Regions from separate parts of the Homo sapiens genome. Here region 1 is linked to region 2. A link is a contact called in ENCODE POLR2A ChIA-PET data. All regions are on one chromosome and are shown on one strand. The core of a region is the stretch at or near the end of the contact, and the rest is flanking DNA. Distances in the headings are between cores, read along the strand shown.

What was found. ChIA-PET counts read pairs that join two places held with the same protein, here RNA polymerase II (POLR2A).
Region 1: POLR2A ChIA-PET joins it to region 2 with 11 read pairs in CD4-positive, alpha-beta T cell. The contact joins the promoter of PPM1A here to the promoter of FBXO33 in region 2. POLR2A ChIA-PET finds 5 or more read pairs at or near these places in 3 of 52 experiments (CD4-positive, alpha-beta T cell, CD4-positive, alpha-beta memory T cell and CD8-positive, alpha-beta T cell).

What each region holds. Positions count from the first base shown.
Region 1 is chr14:60,245,914-60,250,522 of GRCh38, forward strand. It overlaps PPM1A (protein phosphatase, Mg2+/Mn2+ dependent 1A), which reads left to right and starts at 3,308. Exons shown (of 6, transcript NM_021003.5): 1 at 3,308-3,764. RefSeq lists enhancers at 1,862-2,111, 2,654-3,382, 2,692-2,741, 2,802-3,151 and silencers at 3,252-3,351, 3,552-4,291.
Region 2 is chr14:39,430,858-39,435,472 of GRCh38, forward strand. FBXO33 (F-box protein 33) reads right to left here and starts at 1,576. Exons shown (of 4, transcript NM_203301.4): 1 at 707-1,576. The coding sequence starts at 1,305. It overlaps LOC105370461 (a long non-coding RNA gene), which reads left to right and starts at 1,582. Exons shown (of 8, transcript XR_007064121.1): 1 at 1,582-1,662. RefSeq lists silencers at 565-694, 1,135-1,264, 2,005-2,174 and an enhancer at 1,365-1,614.

The DNA.
Region 1 (4,609 bases), core at 2,058-4,557, about 21 Mb after region 2:
AAAAGAAGAATGGGGAAGAGAAGGGCAAAGAAGGCAAAAAGAGAAGAGAAGAAAAAGGGAGGAGAGAGAAGGAGAAATGAGAAAAGAGGAAACCAAATGAAGAGGATGTGTGAGAGAAAAAAATATGAAACAGGTAGTGAGGGAGGAAGGAATTGTTGAACCTATGTTCTGGTTGGCTTTCTAACTCTTGAGTAGTGACTGGCTTCAGTGGAAAAGGATGGTGAGGGGTATTCTCAAATACTAGCCTCCTGAGGGGGTCATTTACATTACTGCATATATTTTGAGAGGCCCAGGCAAGTCTGCCTCAAGGGTGACTCTCCTGGAGAGTAATTTGGGAGCAGGAATGTAAACCTTTTTTTAAGTCACAATTGTGGTGGAAAGGGAAAGAGAGTATTGCTGATCAGATTAAGCTTTAGACTCCACACTACAGCCCCTGTCCTCACCCCAAGCCTCCCAATTACTAGGCTATCAACACACACTAAATTCAGGACTTTAAAGCCAATCTTGTAGATAATCTTTTTCTTTGTTAATTGAAATATAAACAGATTTCCAAAGCAGAGCAGGATAGTTTTATAATATACCTATAAAAATTACTAAAATGTCATCATCATGGCAATATATTCCCACTAAAATCTTACTGTGAACATCCCAAATATGTGTAGAGGCCCGGCAAAGTCTTACAGTTCAGAAGAGAACTTTCAATCCTCTTTTTTCAATGTTATTTTCCCCTTCTATCTGTCCCCCCTTCTTAGCATAAGGTTTAATAAAAGGGGATATGATGATATTAAACATATTTAATCAGACAATATTGATATCTTTTTAAAATATTAATCTTATAACCCATGAGTTTCCTAGTTCATACCAAAATGTCCCTGCAAGCTGTATTCAGAAATAAATAGTAGGAAGGTGCTGCTTTATCGGCAGTCTGTACAATGCGTAGACTCCTTAAAAATTTCTTTCTGTTCATATTTTCTATTTCTCTCCCTCTTCTTCTACAATTGACCCAGATTCTCCAAGTGCAGAACAGAGAGAAGAAAGGTGTGGAAGCCTAAAGGAAGGAAGCAGAAAGATAGGCAGGCATTTCAAGTTTTCTATGGTCCACTACCGTCACTAGTGACCCAGCTTCTGCTTATAAATAAGAAAATTTGTCTTTTAAGAGCACTCTAAATGGTTGCCATATGAGCTTTTGTAGTTCAGAATGTTAATGAGTCCACCAGCATGCTACTCATGCTGTTACTTGCCTGGAGTATTAAGGATTCCAAGAAGGTAGCGTTTCAAAGATCTCTGATCTAATTTCTTTTTTTGGGGGGTCGGGGAGATATGTGGAGAATTAGGAAATGTATCCTCAGATGATACTGAGACCAAATGCATAGTGAATTTTATTTTTATTTTGTATATGTGGAAATGATCCACGATCATCTTCTAAGGAATTCTGGCCGGGAACAGTGGCTCACGACTGTAATCCCAGCACTTTGGGAGGCCGAGGAGGGTGGATCACGAGGTCAGGAAACCGAGACCATCCTGGCCAACACGGTGAAACCCTGTCTGAACTAAAAATACAAAAAAATTAGCCAGGCGTGGTGGCAGGCGCCTGTAGTCCCAGCTACTCGGGAGGCTGAGGCAGGAGAATGGCATGAACCCGGGAGGCGGAGCTTGCAGTGAGCCGAGATTGTGCCACTGTACTAGCCTGGATGAAAGAGCGAGACTCTGTCTCAAAAAAAAAAAAAAAAAAAAAAAAAAAAGTGAAGGAAACAGAACCTTCCCCAAAGTCATGTTGAGAAAATTAGAGATGGCTTTTTACAACTTTAAAAGCAGCAGCTAAATATTTGCTGAATGCCAGAAAGAATAAATAGGTTGCTTTTGATCTAAGAGTTGGGGCAACAAAATGGTTTAGGAGATAGAAAGTAGTAGGGTGCAAATTGCTATAGTGAGCTCCTCAAGTAAAATAGAGAGGCCTTCAACATAAATTTACCTTTTTTACTGGCCAGAACTCAATTTGGCCAGTAAAAGAACCTGCCTTCTACAATGAAGTCTTTGGTTTGTGTGTGCATCAGAACATCTTTTAAAAATACGGACTTTTCTTCTAACTTCTTTTCCTGCGAATGTGGTGTAGGTCAAATTCGTGAACTGGTTAAGCCGCTGACAAGAGAGGGAAGGGCACCCCAGCCAATGGGAACCCGTGCTGGTGATGTACTGCTCCTAGGCTGCGATTCATTGGCTGCCTAGGGTTTGTCATTCTATCCCCGGCGTCTGCAAGCAGCGTGGGTCGGGTTTTCCAGCTAGCTAAACTGGATTTTGGCCGCTGGCACGTGCAGTTTCTATTAACTTTAGCTCATCTCTACCTCTTAATAGAAGCAGCTGTTATGTTTCTGATTATTCTCCTGATTTTGAAAAATCCTGTTCCCTTAACCTACCTCATTGGAGGTCGTTGGAGGTCCCCTGGGACAGAACCACGTGATTATCTAACATGTGCAAATAAATACAATGTGGAATCCCCTGAACTATAGAGGGAAAACCTGCCAGAAACTCAGAGCATGTGCCCCGTGCGTGAATCAGTTGCACTCGCACATTGGTGGGCGGTGGTAGCGTGCTTGTGTCTCTGCCCTTTGGGTCGCGAGGTGTGTGGCCGTGGCACCTGCTTGGGCTTCCTGGGGTCACTGGGAGAGGAAGGCTCTGGAGGAGTGGGACTCTGGGGTAGGGGGGTCTGGCAGCTGCCTGGGACCCACCATGGGTTCGAAGGGCAGCGGCCAGACCGCGACGGCGCCCAAGAAGGGTGGACAGCTTCGGGTCTGTGCTCGGGGCTGCGTGTACACCATCTTCGCAGGGAGTGGGGTTTGTATCTGCAGGCAGGTAGAAGAGCCAGGGCTCCGGGCGCGGACGCCGTAGGGGTAGCTTCCGAGTCCCTACTTGGCCAAGGGCCGGCACGGAGGGGCTGTCGATCTACTGGGCACCTAATAGCCGCACATTCTGTCCAGTCCCTGGCGCCGGAACGTGAAGGCCCGGGTCCTGGCTGCTATCCGGGATCCGGACGCTCCCTTCGGCTTCGGCCTGGTGCTCCAGGCCGTAAGGCAAAGGCGGCGGCAGCAGCAGCGGCAGAGAAAGAAGCTGGGTAAGGCAGTGACGTCATCTGTGGCGGCCCCTCCCCCGCCCGCCAGCCCTCACCGCAGTTCCTGCCCAACGACATCCGGGTCTCTGTAGCTGCGCGCCGCGCCGCAGCTGTAGCGGCGGCGGAGCCAGCGGGGCGGGGCGAGCGGAGGGGTGGGGGAGGGGCGACGCGGTCGTGAGCGCGCCTGCGCGGGGCCGCGCTAGAGGCGGCGGCGGCGGCGGTGGCGGCGCTAGGGACGGGAGCGCGCGCGGGAGCTAGAGAGCAGTGGTCTCGGCGCTCGTCCGGCCCGCAGCTTCGGGTCCTCAGGCGGCTGTTGCTCCGGAACGGGTGGTTGGGGAGGGGGGGGTGGGGGGACTCTAGACAGCTGAGGCGCGAAAGCGATGAGTCCTCGGCTCTTCCTCCTCCTTCTCCGGGACCCGCTCTCTGCCTCCCTCTCCAACGCCCGGATGATCTGAGCCGCGAGGGCGCCGACAGCCGGGGGCCCGGACGCAGCCCGGCTCCTCCCCTCCTCCGCCCCTTCCCCAGCCTGACCTGGCCCGCCGCTGCAGCGGTGACCCCTCCCCCGGCTGCCGCCGTCGCCGCCGCGGTGACCCCCTCCCCGGCTGCCGCCGCCGCCGCCTCGGCCGACCAGGGACCTGCCCGCCTGCGGCTGCTCCGGGTAAGTGCGGCGCTCGGGCCGACGGCGGGCTGGCGGGCGGTGCGGGCCTGCGCGGCGGCGGCGGCGGGCAGGCCTGGGGCCTGTAAACAAGCCGGGCGTCTGCCCGGGCGCTCCCGGGAGGAGACGCGACAACTCCACCCCCTGGCCGGCCTCCTCCCCCGAGCCGGGCGGCGGACGGCGAGGGGTTAACGCTCGGCGAGGGCGGTGGCGGGGAGGCGGGGGCGGGGTGTTAGTTGCGGTGGCGCGGGGAGGGGGCGCGACCCTCTGGCCGTCCGCGGCCGAGATGGGTGTTTGTGGCGGCGAAGCAGGCGACGGCCGCAGGCCGGCCTGGCCGGAGAGCGGCCTGCAGAACTTTTCCCGAGCGGGGAGGGGGCGTCCCCGCGCCCCCACCCGCTCGGGCGCGCCGCCCCGGCTGTCCTGGGCTTCAGCCCCTGGGAGGGAGGCGGGGAGACTTCCTTTGAACCGGGCTTAGCCTCGAAAAACCTAATTCTGTAGAAATTGCTTAAGGTTTTACAGGGGGCAGGGCTGAGAGACTCCTTCAGAACTCAAGTCAGTGAGTGATGCCTCTAGTTCATTCATTATTAAGGCATCGAACAAATCCATTGAAGTAAATTCCGATTTCTTATCCTTTTAACTACGTAAATCGGGTAAAACTTCTTGATGTTAGAGCTTGGTTGAGGTATGGTTCTGTTCTGCTTGTAGATTTTAAATAAACTTGGAGCCTTTTCTTGAAAGACAGCTGGCTGTGGAGAGCCTTCTACCAACTGCAGTTTTAGATACGTTTTGAAAATTTCATCACCTGAGGTATTTTTCTTCTCTCCTGAAACACCACATGGTACAAATCC
Region 2 (4,615 bases), core at 326-2,825:
GTTATGTGCTTACCCTCTGCAGACCCTGGCCAACTCCCTCGCTGCCCGCCCGCCTCCTCCGCCCGACTGTTACTTTTAGGTGAACTACTGGGGAGAAGTTGAGTGTGGTGGTGTATGGGGAGGGACTTTCAACCCTGAAGATCAACTTCTTCCCCAATCCCTTTAACAAACACTCCTCCTCCTCTTCGGGCCTTGTTCAGTTAGCCGAAACTATTTCTGGTAAGAAAATGGCTGTTACAAAATTTCTTTTAGGCAGCGTCCTATGAGTACCTACTCCTTCCCTCACCATGAACTATTTCTAACAGATTCAGAGTCAGAAAATCGTGTTATGTGTATGTTTTGTTTCTTCCAAGGCTCACCCACAGGCCTCACCCTCCCAGTCTTAACGCTCCCATATATAAAATGAAAAGTGACAGCGCCTGTCAGCTCCATCCCACGGCCACCAAGAGGATGAATGAGTGCCTGGAAGGCGCCAGAAGTGGTGTCTGTTAAACACCCCGTCCACCACTGTTTATAAAGTATCGTGATGAGTCCCGTTATGCCTTTCCGCTCAAGGAAACCGCCTAGTTAGAACCAACACTCTCCGTCACTGAGGAAGGCAACACTGAAGTTGGCCGGGCACGTATTATGCACAGAATCTGTGTCGGGGTGCGGGGACGGAGCGACCCCCCGTTACCGGGCGGGGCGGGGCTCAGGGCAAGCCTACCTGTTGTTCCGGATGCTGACCAGCACGCAAAGCACCAGCTCCAAGTAGGTGCGCAGCACTTCCAGCCAACGAGCTGAGAGCTGCAGGGCCTCGACTTCCTCCCCTCCAGTCCCGGTGTCCGCGCCACCTCCGTCCCCTGGGCCACCGCCGCTCAGATAGTTCTCGGCGGCGAATTCAACACGCAGCTCTCGCACGAACCAGCCGCACTTGCGCATGAGGAATTCCAGCCGAGGCTGCTCCGCGGGCGAGACGCGGAGGCAGATGCGGAGCTGGGGCCACAGGGCCGGATAGAAGAGGCACTCACGCCAGTGCGAGCAGGAGGCCGAGGCCCGCAGCCGGTCGGGCGCCGGCAGAAAAGAGAAGATGTGCACGATCAGCTCGCTGGGCAGCGACGCAGCGCCCGCCGCCTGCCCGCACAGAGCCATCCGGCCCCGCCGCCGGCTGCCGGCTCCCGGCCGCCCCCGCAGTACCCGGAGCAGCCCCCGCAGCCGTCGCAGCTGCTGCAGCCGCAGCCGCCGCCACCGCGCCACCCGGGCGGCCCCGGCTCGGGTTCGAGCTCCCGGCGGTCGGGGCTGCGGCACTGACAAGAACAACAACATCAATGACTAGGAAGAAGGGGGCGGAACCGTCGTGGGTCTCGGCGGAACCAAGTAGAACACAAGTTGTGGAGAGGGGGAAAGGCCTCTGCGGGCGTGGCCTGCCGGGAGCCAGCCTCTGTCTTCTCAAACTCTACTCACGTGCGTCCGAGGCCGGCACACTGAGTAACTGCACTGCCCTCGCTCGTAAACTTCAGCGGCCCGGAAGCCTCAAGGCGTACTGTAAGGAAAAGGCAGCCCTCCCTGCGCCGGTCGGCAGAGACAGAGAAGTGGTAGGAGCTGAGTTTGACGTCGCCGCTGGTGGGAGGAGTCCGGCGCGCACCGGCGCGACTTCCGGAAGAGGGGAGCGCCCGATTGCCTGTAGGGACGGGAGGCGCGGCACGTGATCTCTGACGCACGCAGGCCGCGGGGCGGGGCGGGGCTGGGCGGGGCGGGGCGGGGCGGGGCTGGGCGGGACTGGAACCGGCACTTGGCACCCCTTACGCCTTACGGTGGCCGCTGCGCCCAGTCACATCTGTAAGTCGGTTAATTTTGGCGCTCGGTCGATGGAGGTGGCGGTACTCTGGTTTAGTGCGAAAGGTCGTCACGCTTCTTTGTAAAACGTTTCTCAGTTTGGGCTGAGGACCCTGAGCCAAAGTGGCGGCATGCAGGGTCTTTCTCAGCCATCCCACCTGCCCAGAGTAGGGTTAAGAATTCCTGAGATTGCGCCGCTGAGAGGGAGCTGGCGGACGGGCGGGCTAACCCCGGCGGGCTGTGCCGGGAGGGGCGGTGTGGGGCGTGGCGGAGGCCGCGAATGGACCTGCCCCCTCGGTCCAACCACGCAGGTGGACTTCCGCGCACTCGCTGGTGTGTGGGGAAGCAGTGAGGACAGCGTCACCCTTTGGATTCAGAGGGAGAGAAAAAAATTGGCAAAGGGATCTGAGATCCGCAGGTTGTGACCAGCCTCTTCTCCAGGGCTTGAGGAAGGGTCTCTTTTCCCTGTGCTGAGATTTAAGGCTCTCGTTGAAAAGTTCACAGTAATGACAGAGCTTTGATTTTTTTTCTTTCTTCTTCTTCTTTTTTTGCCTGGTATCCCTAACTTAGATTTTCCAAACCATGTCCCTAACTTCACCACAGCCTACTGCAAAGTAAACTCTGGTTGCAAAGAGTGGTGAAGTCAGAAAAGATTAAGTGACTTTATGTAATAATCGAGGGTTGCTTTAGGGAGGCTGCCTCTTTATGTAATAATTGAGAGTTGCTTTAGGGAGGCTGTGATGTTGGAATAGCATCGTTCTTTTGTGGTAAACACCAAGACTTTTTGGACTTTTTTTTTTTTTTTTGGTTTTAAGGAGCGGAGAATTTAATAGGCAAGAAAGAAGGAAGAAGGCTGAAGGAAGAAGCTCCCCACTACAGAGACAGACGGAGGGGGCTCCCAAGACGAAAGAGGAGACCCCCATTCTAGATGTTCTTAACCCTTTGAGGGCAAAGCTCTCCGTTTAATGCCTTGCACATATCAGGTTGCCAACAACATGGTGTGGTTTATCAATTGTGATAGGTTACTTATTCGAGCCCCTGTTTACAAGAGTTTTAGGTAATTATACCTTATTAATTTTAATGAACTCTTAGAGGGCGACCCCAGTCGTGGGTTCGGCAGGATGAAACACTACCCATTTACCAGTTTACAGACATTTAGGTCGTTTCGAGTTATGAATAATGCTGTGAACATTCATGTGCAAGTCTTTATGTGGACGTATGTTTTAATTTGTCTTGGGTAGATACCTAGGAATGAAAGTGATGGGTCGTAGGGTAGTTCTATGTATAACTTTTTGAGAAACGGAAACTTTTTCCAAAGTGGCTGCATCATTTTTCATTCCCACCAGCCATGTATGAGGGTTTCCAGTTCTCTGACTTTTTTTTTTTTAATATTCTAGAAATGCACTGTAATTTGAGATTGATATTTTTTTCTTAGCATTTTGCTAGCAACAAGCTACCATCTTGGAGATCATTAATAATTAGTCTTTAATTATTAGGAATGGTTCCTGAGTAAAATGAAAATATGTCAGTCTGCCATAAATGAAATTCATTATTTTAGAATTTCAAACTTTCTTCTTAAATGAAGTGTGGTAGGAATCCTATTTTAACAACTGTAAGCTAAAGAATTAGCTGTGAATCTTGCCCAGTTTCAATAATAAATCAGTGAATTCCAATGGTTGCACAAAATTTATCTTATCAGGCCAATATATTTACTATTAATTAAATGTATATTGAGTATGTATATTTAGCATGTTAAGTGAGTTAGATTCTTTTGACATATATTCTATACTGCTAAAATAAAATTGACTCATATAGGACAGAATGGAATTACATTTTGTGAAGTTATAAAATCTGAGCTATGATTCAGAGTGTGGGAGGAAGTACTGACGTTATGAAGCTCATAAGTACCTAGTAGTACTAAGCTCCAGGTTCCAAAAGTGGCATATTGTCACTATAGCAACCACCATGCTTATTTGGATTTGAAACCCAGGCAACGAATGGTGGATAGGACTATAATATTAAGGTAGGTATCTGCTCTGGTGGATTGATATGCCTGCCTGTTGATAGTCAATGGTCTGTTCTGTTTTTCTTGTTATACTCATGGTTAATTCTTTTAGAGATAAATTAAGCACTTAATATTTTTATATTTCTCCTTTTCTAACATGCTAAGTTTAGTGTTTTTCCTAGTTAGGTAATTGGGGTATTAAATATATCTTACTATAGCTTTCTTTCCATTTTTGCTTAAGTTTGGCAACTTTCTTTGGGTTAAATATAACTTTTATTATACTGAATCACTTGCAATTTTATAATAGAAAAAAGTAACCATGACAGATTTTATTTTAGCTGCATCATGAAACGATGTTCAAGGCTACCAGTAAACATGAAAATTGCCTAAATTCTAATATTTCTTGAAAAAATACAGTTTTCTGAGTGATGTCTGGGTTTCAGACATTGTTGACAGGTAGAGGTGACATAATACCCTTCCAATTATCTCTTAGCATGCACCCATAAATTTACCTAGAGGCACAGGAACCTCCTGCGACAGTAGATCTGGGTACCTCATTCCCGTCACCCTTGTCTGGTGGATTGAAGTGTTTCCTAGTGGAATCATATTACAGTAAAAAGAAATGAGGGATTGAAGGGAATTCATCTTTAGAGGAGGAAGTCTGCGTTGGTGAGCTACATGACAGAGGACCGCGTCATTGGTTTGTCAGTCTAGGTGTAGCATGTCGCTGATATCACAACTTTTTCTAACCAAGCCACTCATGAGTTGATTGTGCAAGACCTCTCTCCATAAAGC